Regions from separate parts of the Homo sapiens genome. Here regions 2 and 3 are each linked to region 1. The links are chromatin contacts, found by Hi-C or POLR2A ChIA-PET in ENCODE. All regions are on one chromosome and are shown on one strand. The core of a region is the stretch at or near the end of the contact, and the rest is flanking DNA. Distances in the headings are between cores, read along the strand shown. Region 1 has its middle 66 kb from the start of NABP1. Region 2 overlaps CAVIN2-AS1 (CAVIN2 and TMEFF2 antisense RNA 1). Region 3 overlaps STAT4 (signal transducer and activator of transcription 4).

What was found. Hi-C counts contacts between places; a loop is a spot of excess contacts on that map. ChIA-PET counts read pairs that join two places held with the same protein, here RNA polymerase II (POLR2A). Pooled maps may share reads with other maps.
Region 2: a map with no recorded cell type shows a loop between it and region 1 (1.9-fold over the local background). The contact joins two enhancer-like sites. A Hi-C loop is called at or near these places in 2 of 37 single-sample maps with no recorded cell type and 4 of 50 pooled maps.
Region 3: a loop to region 1 is called in a pooled map, with 3 times the contacts of the local background. The contact joins two enhancer-like sites. A Hi-C loop is called at or near these places in 2 of 37 single-sample maps with no recorded cell type and 8 of 50 pooled maps. POLR2A ChIA-PET finds 5 or more read pairs at or near these places in 2 of 52 experiments (activated CD4-positive, alpha-beta T cell and activated T-cell).

Annotation. Positions count from the first base shown.
Region 1 is chr2:191,609,792-191,613,741 of GRCh38, reverse strand. No RefSeq gene overlaps it. Among named protein-coding and RNA genes, the nearest start is that of NABP1, 66 kb to the left of the region's middle. Within about 2 kb of position 1,966, at least 3 of the 41 ENCODE cell types and tissues checked have a DNase peak (open chromatin) inside an H3K27ac peak, as active enhancers do.
Region 2 is chr2:191,925,127-191,929,033 of GRCh38, reverse strand. The region is part of intron 1 of CAVIN2-AS1 (CAVIN2 and TMEFF2 antisense RNA 1); the gene reads right to left. Among named protein-coding and RNA genes, the nearest start is that of CAVIN2, 80 kb to the right of the region's middle. Within about 2 kb of position 1,278, at least 5 of the 41 ENCODE cell types and tissues checked have a DNase peak (open chromatin) inside an H3K27ac peak, as active enhancers do.
Region 3 is chr2:191,112,487-191,116,283 of GRCh38, reverse strand. All of the region lies in intron 3 of STAT4 (signal transducer and activator of transcription 4), which reads left to right. Among named protein-coding and RNA genes, the nearest start is that of STAT4, 37 kb to the left of the region's middle. Within about 2 kb of position 1,708, at least 5 of the 41 ENCODE cell types and tissues checked have a DNase peak (open chromatin) inside an H3K27ac peak, as active enhancers do.

The DNA.
Region 1 (3,950 bases), core at 717-3,216:
CTGGACCCTGAGGGTTTTGGATAAGTGATTTCAGGTATGTATTTTCTTTCCTTATGCTTCTCTTTTTTTAAAAGTTAATATGTTTGCCCAAGTTTAACACTTTGATTTGGTGAATGTCTATGGCCGTTTTATACAAAACCTTTGTGTATAAAATAAATTCAAGTGTTATAGAGGAAATGAAACCCCTTTTAGAAATTTATCATCACACAAAAGTCATTACACAGTATCTCCTGCCTCACCAATTGTTTCATTGTTTATTGATGGGGAGCCACTAAAACATCTACCCCAAAGGATTAATTTTTTTCCCCTCAGACAGTTTCTAAATGTGGGATACCTTTTTTCAGGCTATTGGTTATTTGATTGACTTTTTTGGAATATGTAGTTTGTAATTCTGTGTGGGATCAAATTAACCATAAGGTGATTAAAATTAGGGTGATCCCATCCTAGATAACACGGTGAAACCCCGTCTCTACTAAAAATACAAAAAATTAGCCAGGTGTGGTGGCGGGTGCCCGTCATCCCAGCTACTCAGGAGGCTGAGGCAGGAGAATTGCCTGAACCCGGGAGGTGGAGGTTGCAGTGAGCTGAGATAGCACCATTGCACTCCAGCCTGGGGGACAGAGCGAGACTCCGTCTCAAAAAAAAAAAAACTAGGGTAATCCAGATGAACCTTAAATTTCAGACTGGTCTGGATTCTCTCAATCTGAATTTTCTGTATATATTTATACAAACCCACAGGTTCATTTTCTCATTCACTGTCACATGAATGTCACACTATCTGGTATTCTGGCATGCTTTCAGGACCTTAGGTGCTAAACCGTAACATCTGAACATCTATTAAACCTGGCACTTTAGAAATTTTTTAACTGCCACAGAATTGTTATTCATTGAATGAAATTTTTCATGATAGTTGTCTGAGTCACAAAGTTTAATTCTAAAAGTCAAGGAAAAGATTCCCAAATAAAGGGTAAGGAAAAGCACCTCTGACTTAAGACATTTCCCTGCTTTTCTGCGGTAAATCAGTTGCTATGACAGTAGACTCACTCAGAGAACATGCACCTAAGTGCTTAAAATAGCTGAAGAGCACTTTTCCCTTATGAATCAGATTCTTCAAGGAATTGCTAAGTCTTCCAGCACTTATGTGAGCATTGTTTCTGCCATTAGTAACTACAGTTACATGGTGGAGTTAAACACATCCTATTGTTTGGGGTTTTTCAGTTCTAACAGAGAAAAAAGAAAGGAAATTCCTTAGTAGTTAACATGTATAGATATACGTGTCTGTTAATTTTAAGGGTCTTTTATTTGGTTCAAGGTGAAATAATTTTAATTTGAAGTCCACATTTTAAAAGCATTAATTAATCCTCACAATAGCATCTGTATGGCATACATTAATGAAATTATGCCCACTTCACAGGGGACTGATTAAAGTAAAGATGCCAAGTATATTTCTACATTAAAGTAAATTGTTATCCAGAAATAAAATTGAAGACCTCAGACTCTTAGCTCTCTGAGTAATTGCTGTATACTATGACTGCTTTTCTCCATGTACCAAGCTATTCTGGATTATTCTCAAGTTTTCCCATTTGTCTTTACTGAATGTTTGTTGGGCAAGCAATGTGGATAAGGATTCCAAGAATATATGGGAGGGCAATGGCTACCTCAGAAAATAGGGAAGGTGGACATGCCAGTCAGCCTCCCTGTGGGTTATCCACAGCTCTTCGAGTTGCCATTCTTGTTGAACAGCATCCATGGCACCTGTTCTCTTAGCTGCCCCTTCCCAACCAGTCCAGGCTGTCCTCACTCCTGAATTCTTCTGCAGAGTTTCCTCCATCCGCCATCCCTGTGCACACACTTCACTCTGCTGCCAAAAGCAACCAATCGCCTGTCAGAGTGGATGTGCATGGGGCTATTACCAAATGGGAACTGAAAGCCAGAGAATTTCATCTCCATGAGGTAACAAGGGCTACTTCTGAAAGCAGAAGTACCAGATTCGCCCTTTAGTGATGGTCCTTCAGGGTAATTATAGAGGGCAGAGAAAAACCATTAAGAAAATGGAATAATAAACTGTAGACTGGGGAATACTGAAAAGAGAAAACATGCTACAGACTTTTTGGCTTTTGTCTCTTTTTAAACAGCTATATACTTAGTTTATGTGCTAAGCACATATTTCACTAAATGGGAACTTCATTCAAGTTCCTTCATCCAATAAAATGTATTATTCTACTTCCCCTTAACCTTTTTTTTTTCAGTAAATATAGCTATAAGAAGAAATCCATTAGCATGTATTATCCATTGAGCCAGTATAGGGCTTATTAAGCTTGAGGAGAAGCCACTGAACACTACAGGCTTGGCCCTGCCCTCAGGGAGTTTCCATTTTGTGCACCTGAGATAGCCTGAGGACCCTAAAGTCTTGTTAAAGAAGTCACCTGTATAACGCTGCTTTGAAAGTTTGGCATTTGTTGAAAATGAATAAGGATATGTTGGTCTACGTTACATATTCAGAATCAAGTATCAAAATAAAATTTATAACAGGCTTTGGCATAACTCCAAGTTTGAATTATGAAGGATAAATGTTCTTGGCATTATACTGGAAGTTTTTTGGAAGAGAAGTGCTATAAAAGCAGACTCTAAGGCAGTATCTAAGATAATACTAAAACCATTGGTTGAAAATTTAAACATTTTAAAATTTGTAATAAAAAATAAGCCATTATTTCTCTGTGTTCTCTGAATGGGATTTAGCCAAAGATATATGTTAAATAATTAGTCATTTCAGTTAAAGTGATTGCACAAGTTGCTCATTTATGCAGCAATCATGGAAGAGATGCAAGTAGGAATTGCATTTTGTCTGTTTTACAAGGTCTAATTTTCACTTTTACAAGGTCTAATTTTCACTGGCAGTCCTCAATCCTTGTCCCCACTTCCTGGGAACAGATGCTACAGATCCTCTCACTTATAGGTCAACCTATACTCCCACTGTCTCTGAAGAGATGGTATAGCCTTTTCTCGTGAGCCTCTACTTGACCAACTTTATTATGAGCAGATTCTTTCTTACTAGGCTTCTTTTGAAATGTAGGCCCATTTTTTTGTTCTCTGCTCAAAAGCTACTAATATACACCCCTGTTGTTCCACTCCCCATAACTGCTTTGTCCCTAGCCAGCCTACGCCCTACCAAGGAACAATTCCCTAATTTAGGAAATCAGATCCACTGCACAAACTGACTCTGCTGTTAATGCCCCTGTGGCCACAGGTTAAATGCTTCTGCTAATATCACTGTCAAGAAATCATGTTTGAGACCTAGAGACCTGGGATGAGAAATAGGTATCAAGATCTACAGCTGCAGCCCTGTACCTCTAGATCAAGATTAGCAGGGCCACAAAGTTCAACATCCAATCAAGGATCCACTGGTCTTCCAATTCCTAAAAAAGACTGAGAAAAATAAATAGGCTTGGAGAACTGCCTGGACATTATTGTTGAATACCAACATCTAAGCCCCTTTTAATTATTTCTAACAAATAGATAAAAATCTATACAAATCTCAGGTGAGCAAGAGAACTACTATCTTGAGTTCTCTGGAAAGTGTTCAAGCTGTGAAGTTACTGGGGCATGCTGGACCAGAGACAGAGCACTCTCGGAGGCCAGTGAGCAGGCCAGGCCCACAGGGCCATCTGACCCATACAGAACACCAAACTGACTCTCAAGGGACAGTATAGAGCTGGACCCCTTCAGTGTAACTTCCTTAGAGGACAATGGCCAAACATTTGCATGAGCAGCATATGTCATTGGAGGATCCCAGCACAAGATAATTTGTGCCTATATTCTTTATTGACTCATCCCAATAAGCATTTCCTTCTGACTTACTACTAATATGTTAGCAAGTCCCACATCCTTCCATTCAGAAGTTAGTATTCTCAATTTTAATCAATTATTCCAAATATTATTCCAAATAAGAA
Region 2 (3,907 bases), core at 29-2,528, 320 kb before region 1:
TCAGGTAAAATGCCTCCTTCAGAGTTTGTTACTCTGATGGGCTATCACAGATGTAAGTAAAATGGTGTGTGGGTGTGTGTGTGTGTGTGTGTGTGTGAATTCTGAATGATTTCTGTAGAATTCATGAATAAAAGACTGTTTTCTGAGGAGGACCCTATATAACCCTCTCAAAGGCTACACTGTCCAATATGATAGACACTTTCAAATGTGGCTACTAAGTACTTGACATATGGCTGGTTCTAATTGAAATGTGCTGTAAATAGAAAGTACACACTGGATTTCAAAGATTTAGTATAAAACATATAAAAATCGTATTAATAATGTATATATTGATTACATGTTAAGATCATTACATTTTAACTACTGGGGTTAAATAAAATATATCATTGAAAATTTCACCTGTTGCTTTTTACTTTTCAGAATATGGTAACCAGAAAATTTTAAGTTGGGCATGTAATGCACAATACATTTCTCTTAGACTCTGATGCTCTATATCATCTAACCAACATGTAAGATCAAACCTTAATTATCTGTGGCATATTATCCATGTTGTAAGTAATAAACCAAATGATAAAATGATGAATCTCGAGTTGGCTCTTCCTAAATTTTGAACAAGTTACCACTCACTTCTCCCCCTTGTCCAGTCAGTTAAATGCAAGTATGGAAACGCTAGCCTTAACAACTGCCCACAAGGCTGGTCTGTGGCTACAGAAGGAAGTTGGATAGCACCTCCCAAAACTAGACATGGATCCTATGATTCTCAGGAGTGGATTGTGAAATAAAGCCAGAAGTAGCTTGTGGGAGAACCACTCATTAACAGCAATTACACTTATGAGCCAGACATTCAAGTGGGACAGGGAAAGCCTCAAGTTCCATTTCCATCTTGTGATTTTGCAATTCGTGAAAGGGAAAGGAAGAGAAAAGTACACATATGGGTAGGAAACGTTTTCAAAATAAACAAGTACCCCATAGAGACCACATTAAAACACCTCATTGGGAGACCAGGAGAAATGTGAGCTACAATCAGAACAGAGAGCTCTTCAACAAGAGCCTCAAATGCCAAGTTGGTAACACGAAAAGGCCATACAAATATTTTTAAATGTAAAACTTGCTACTCTCAAAGAAAAGGAATGTAGAGCAGGTCAGAAGCAAACTAAAAACAAATGGTCCATGAAGAAATCAATAGAGCACCTCACAGGGGAGTCCAAAGCAAAAATGCAAACCCCTTTAAGTATAACAAAGTCAGGAAGCCAGCTAGAAAATGCAAAGGCCATTCAGGGATGAAAAGGTGATAGCAGGAAGGATCGATGAATTGTTTGCTTCAGTCTTTACTGAAGAAGACTTTAGAAAAGAGTCTCACTTGCATCTTGCTTTAAAGCCGTCAGGTCAGAGGAATTGGAACAAACAGTGGAAAACAGGACTTTCCCAGACCCAAGTGGCAAACGAAATGTAAATAAATCACCAGGCCCAGATGGCATTCACCCAAGACTGCTAAAGGAACTCAAGGGTAAAATATGGAACCGGTGGCCAAAATGTGTGACCTGTTGTTAATAACCACTACTATGTGAGAAGAATGGCAGCTTGCCAGTGTGACTCACACCCATAAGAAGGACTCCAGAGGAGATTCTGGAAACAAAAGGCTCTCAATCTGATTTCTAATCTTGATATGATAATGGCATCTCCATAAAAGTTACAGATGCAATATCCATGAGAGTTACGGTTTATATATTGAGGAGTCTTGGCTAATAACCTTTGAGAGACAATTTAGATGACTTGGACCAGATACTAAGAAGTTATGGAAATTCTGTTGAATTTCTTAAAGAGTACTTTTCTGTTATCAGATAGATGTATGTATGGATGAAATTATATGGTATTCAGGATTCACCTTAAAATATTCCTAGAAAAAAGAACTGAGGGAAAAGGATAGATATAACAACAACAAAAAAGAAAGCAACATGTTGCTAAGATGGGTACACAGTAGTTTATAACCTTTTCTCTCCACTTTTGTGTGTTTGAAAACCTCCATAATAAAGCTAAAAATTAATCAAGAAGGGAATATAGAAATAAGCATATGTCCAAAGGGAAACCACTGAGTGCTATTTATTTAGACTTTCGAAACATTTTGACAAAGTTTCACACCAACATTTTACACACACACACACACACACACACACAGTGGGTTTCAAGTTTGTAGGTGATATGAAACTCACTTCAGTAGTGAACTGTCTGAGCTTACAGGGAAAATAAAATACAAACAACTACAACATCAACACTTCCAACACTGCCTAAGTAGAAAGAAAACTGGTGTATGATCTTTAACATGTGCCATTGTTAAAGGATTAACCTTAGAGAACAGTGATATAGACATATATGTGTAAGATATGAGATCTTATCAATTACTAAAAGTCTAAACCAATGTTTAGAAAGAACTAGAAACAATTTTTCCTAAAATCAGCTTACTTTGCTTCTGTAGTTAAGGAGAAACACAATGCTGGGCACCCCTAGGAAAGGGTTTTGGAAATAAAACATTTTTAAAATTAGATATGTCTGAGGCAGCAAAGTATCTGCTTTTCCTGGATGAATTCACATCTCAATGACAGTACAACTAAACTGAATGAAGTATAGAGAGCAGCATGTAGAATCATTAGAGAGGTTGACTAGACTCTGTATCAAGATAGACTCAAACAATTAAAACTTCTAAGCTGAGAAACACAAAGCTTAGGTGATATATTAAGATCAATATTTATTGAGTAAAAAAAGCATACAAAATGACTGAATGTGGCTTCATTTACCAGTTCCTAGAACTAAGGACTTCTTGAAATGTTACCTCTTTAGTTCTCAAACTAAATTAATAAAACACTATACGGTGTGAGTAAACTTTAAAAAGATGTTACCCCCAAGAAAGTGTTGCAACTAAAAGTACAAAGGCATGGAAAGTAAAGTTTCCATACATTTATGTCCAAGTTATTAAAGATCACTGGTAGATACTTAGAATAACAAATCCACTTTTTTGTAGAGAAGAAACTAATAAGATCAAAAATACTACAATATTTCTTGGTACCCCTCAGAGTTGGAATAGTAAGCTACATGGACAACTCTAGTGTACACGTATTGGATTAGCTTCATCTTTGATATATTGGTGTCACTTTTCTCCTTCACTATAATTGAACATTAACTATGACACCAAACTTTTAGTTGCATAGTTCAGTATCACAAACCATAACTTTACTATGAAGAGACAATCAACTACAACTCATGTAACAAAAAGTGTCCATTAAAAGTTCCAAATATTTGTTTTGTTATATTATTTGTATACAAAGAGTTTAACTCATCATTGACTAGAAAATTAGCATTAATAAATTATTTTCTTTAGTTTTTCCCTAAGAACAATTAGCAATAATTTTATGAACATTAGTTGGCTAAATCCTTTACTCATCCTAAAAGATGATATTTCAATAAGATATTATTATTTTAATGTGTTATTCACAGTATTGACTTCTTTTTTTTTTTTTTTTTTAAAGTTGAGTCTTGCTCAGTTGCCCAGGCTGGAGTACAGTGGTGCGATCTCAGCTCACTGCAACCTCCCCCTCCTCCGTTCAAGTGATTCTCCTGCCTCACTCAGTCTCTCAAGTAGCTGGGATTACAGGCGTGTGCCACCATGCCCGGCTAATTTTTGGATTTTTGGTAGAGGCAGGGTTTCACCACGTTGGCCAGGCTAGTCACAAACTCCTGACTCAGGTGATTTGCCTGTCTCGGCCCCACAAAGTGCTGGGATTACAGGCGTGAACTACCCACACCTGGCCATCACAGCACTGACTTCTAAATCCCAAGAAATTAAGTGTGAAATAGGTAACTCATTTCATCAAATAACCAAGAACAGTTATTTTATACTCAGGGAAGCTAGTGT
Region 3 (3,797 bases), core at 459-2,958, 500 kb after region 1:
CAGAGAAGGTGGTGTCGTATCATAGGTGTAAAAGCACTGTATTATCAAACCAATTCCCTCTTGTCAGCATCAGTGAACAAAGGGTACATATGTGATCTTAGCTTCACATTGGGAATGGAAGAGTACCATTGACTTTGTCCATCACGGCCCTTACCAAAGCATTACATGTAATGATCAGAGCACAATTCAAGCAAATGAAGTTTTTCTGACAATCCAACACATTCTAAGTTTTTTCTGTGGTCATAATGTTCATTTCAACCAAACGTACCATATGACTAATACCTTACTCCTGCAGGAAGTAAGCAGTAATGTAGAATAGATATAGTTGTATCTGGCCTTCTGTAAGTAGCCCTACTTGAATAGTCAGAAAGAGGACCTAGTATTTAGAATAAGAGTACATTTTTGGACTCTTCTCCACCTCCCAAATTGAAGTTTATTGATGAATATAATCCTGGCATAACATATACAGGAAAATACAAAATTTATTCTTCACTGTCTATGCATTGACAGAAAGTCAGTATTTCTGAGGACTGAGGTCAGGTACCAGCTGAATCACCCAGATACTTAATGTAACCTAAGATTCTCATTGGAAACAAGCTATGGTGATTTTGCTTGTGGGAGGAGCATTCGGTCCAATTGTCATAGGTGACTAAGGACCTGATGAGACACAACGGAAATGGCTGGTCAGCTTTTGCAGAATCTGATAAGATAGCATCAAGACCAAAGCAGATGTTTTCAAAACAGTAGAGTTCTCCAAGGCATTGAAGCGTGGTTGACAGGTTATGTCTTGCACAAATGAACCAGACAGAAGGACAAGTGGGTGATGGAATCCAACCCACAACCCTCTTATGAAGCTATGTCTCCTAGGGTGAGACACCAAGGTTGCTTTATTTCATTGGATCCATTCCTAACCTCCAAAGAATTATTTTCCTCTCTGAGCCTTGAACAATAGCTTTGTTCATCACCAATGAAGCAGACATCTCATGACTGCTTACATGTCTGTGTTTTCTTTTAGCTTGTGAGTTTTTGAGAACAAAGGACCAGGAATCACCTTGACAAATGGGTTCTTGGTGAATGGGTTTTTGATGAAATGACCTGGAGGTGGAATTATCTCTTTCAACTTTGGATTCCCAATACTCAGCACAGTGTGTGGCATATAGCAGACCCTCCATAAGTGTTGGTAGAATTGAAAAACAGATACTTTTTTCTGTTTATAAAAGTAACACACTTTCATACTTGTTGTAAAAAAAATCAAAATACCAAATATAGAGGGAAAAAACAAATTTACCTTTTTTATCACATAAACTAATATGCGATTCAGTACATCAGTTCTGGAAACAAAAAAATAACAATGGCAATAATGACAACACATAAAAGTCTGTGAAATTTTGCCTGCGAGGGTAGGAACATACCTTCCCACTGCTTCAACAATACATTATGTGGCTGCTGAGCTGAACTGAAAGCAGAACTCCATCCTCTTCAACGTTTGTAATTGCTGTCTCTCCACTCCAAAGGCAGCCCCCAGCTCTGCAGCCCGTAAAGAAGCATGATCTACAGCAGTAGCCCTATGGCAAGTGAAATGATTTGGTAGGAGAGCCCCAGTGCTTTGATTATAGACAAAAGTGACGTCACTTTTGATAGGAGGTGTCATGATGGTGTTGTCACTTGAAGTGACTTCATATTTCTAATAAGTGCTCAGCTGAAAAATATGCAGAGAATGGAAAACACAAGTTATGCAACTGAGAGTTGTGACTTCCTGTTAAACTTAACGGAGGAGGTGAGAATAGAACAGTAAGAAAAACGATACTGAAATGCTTATTTTTAAATATATCGTTTCTTCTTTTGCTTTCACCACTATTCTATACTGCACACAAAATGTACCACAGTATCCATTTATTATATACCATATGCATAAGGAAAATAATATTTTAGATATGCAAGGAACCTTAATAATAATATGTATGCAACAAATAACCAGCAAAATTTATTTTTAGGGACATTCTATTGATTTATGGTCTCATTACCGTGATTTTGGCAAGACTTCAGGCTATAAATTTTATGCCTTGGCCAACTTTAAAATTATTTTAGCAGTTGAGTATTGAATACTATAACACTTAAGGATTGAGCTTTTCATTACGTTCACTGAAAATTATTCCTGTCTCTACCACAATTCAGGTAGATACACTAAGTCTAAAAAGTTACCTAAGTTGTAAAACAATTATGGCCCAGATTAAATTATAACAGCAGCTTCCTGTATATCACATCTTAGATCAGACCACAGTTTTCTTCAGAAACAATGTATTTTAAACATCAGATTTGATCAGCCATAAACTCTAGGGGAACCTCCTGTCTGTGGTGGTTGAGCAGAAGGGAGAGGCATATCAAAAATGATACATATGAAAACATGTTCTTTATATAAATCACTTTCTCTATTTCTGTAACATTTCTGTAATGTTCTCTGCTACTCTTGGGAGTACTCCCTGTACAAAAAGTGTACTTTTAAAAAATAAGGAATTTTCACAGATTTTCTTTATACTGGTTTCCGTAATTATTTTTTCTCTATCCTATTTCCCTGCTCCTTTTGATGAAACTCCAACTCGGAACACTCTCTAAATTTCATCTTTAACCTTTTTAATCTTTCTTCCGCATGATGACAAAAGACAAATTTGGCCCTAATGGTACCTAATTGCCTTCTTACATCTCCCTGTGAAGCCAAAAGTTTCCTTGAATCTCTTAAACCAATTCAGCCTTCTTCAAGTTTGACTACCTTGTATAAGTTTCTGAGCATATTTATATCCAATGCTGTTTCATTCTGTCAAATTCAGCACTTTTCCTTCTCTTCAATCCAATAAATTTGAAAAAGTGCTTTCTCCTGTGTCCCAAGCTCTGAACTATAACCCTGTTGGAGCTCTCAAGATCAAAGGAACAACTGTAATATAGGTACTAAGAGACAAGTTCAGATGCAAAGAAGGAAAAAATAGGAGAGATAATGCTTGTTCGGTGTGATTACTCACAGCAGTGAGATCAGTGCCTGGCAATAATTGCTGTTCAGTACAAATTTGTGGAACAAATGAATGAGTGGCACCAGTAATGTCTGCCAGCACTGGCTGTAATTGTATGGGCAGGATCTTCATAAGCAAAGGTGTGAGCAGGTGTTACAAGTGGGCAACACCATGTAGGCAAAGACACAGAGGCAGGAAAGCAATGAGACATGGGGAGCTTAGACCAGCACAACTGATGGGCCCACTTGCCCTACTCGTGTGAGTATTCCCAGATGGGCAAGAACAGCAGAGAGCTATGGGAATGCCCTTCCTGCTAGGGAGCAAAGTGAACTGGTAGTACAGTGCAGGGCTAAAAGATTCTTTTTCTTAATATATTTGCTCTATTATAGGACTGAACGTTGTATGTTTAATTCTGAGTCACAGAATAATTATTGCTTTCAAGAAATTATCCTGAATTTTCCTTCTGTAGTTTGTCCAAAGAGCTCTAGACTTGAAGACAGAGCGTCATTGTTCTGCTTCCACATCTACCATTTGTAACTGGGCGACCTTCCCCTCCCTAGGCTTCAGTGTTCCTCACTGCAGAAATGGAGTAATAATAACACCTCACAAAGTTGTCAAAAATGAGGTCGTACTTGGGAAAGTAATAACAGTAATAACAAAAGCTTCTTTTTTCTTAGATTGATTCATTGCTTCTTTTGGTTTCATCACTATCCTATACTACATATAGATTGTGCCACAGGGCATGTTTTAGTAAAAAATATATATGCATACATATACCCATATGTATTCATCCAT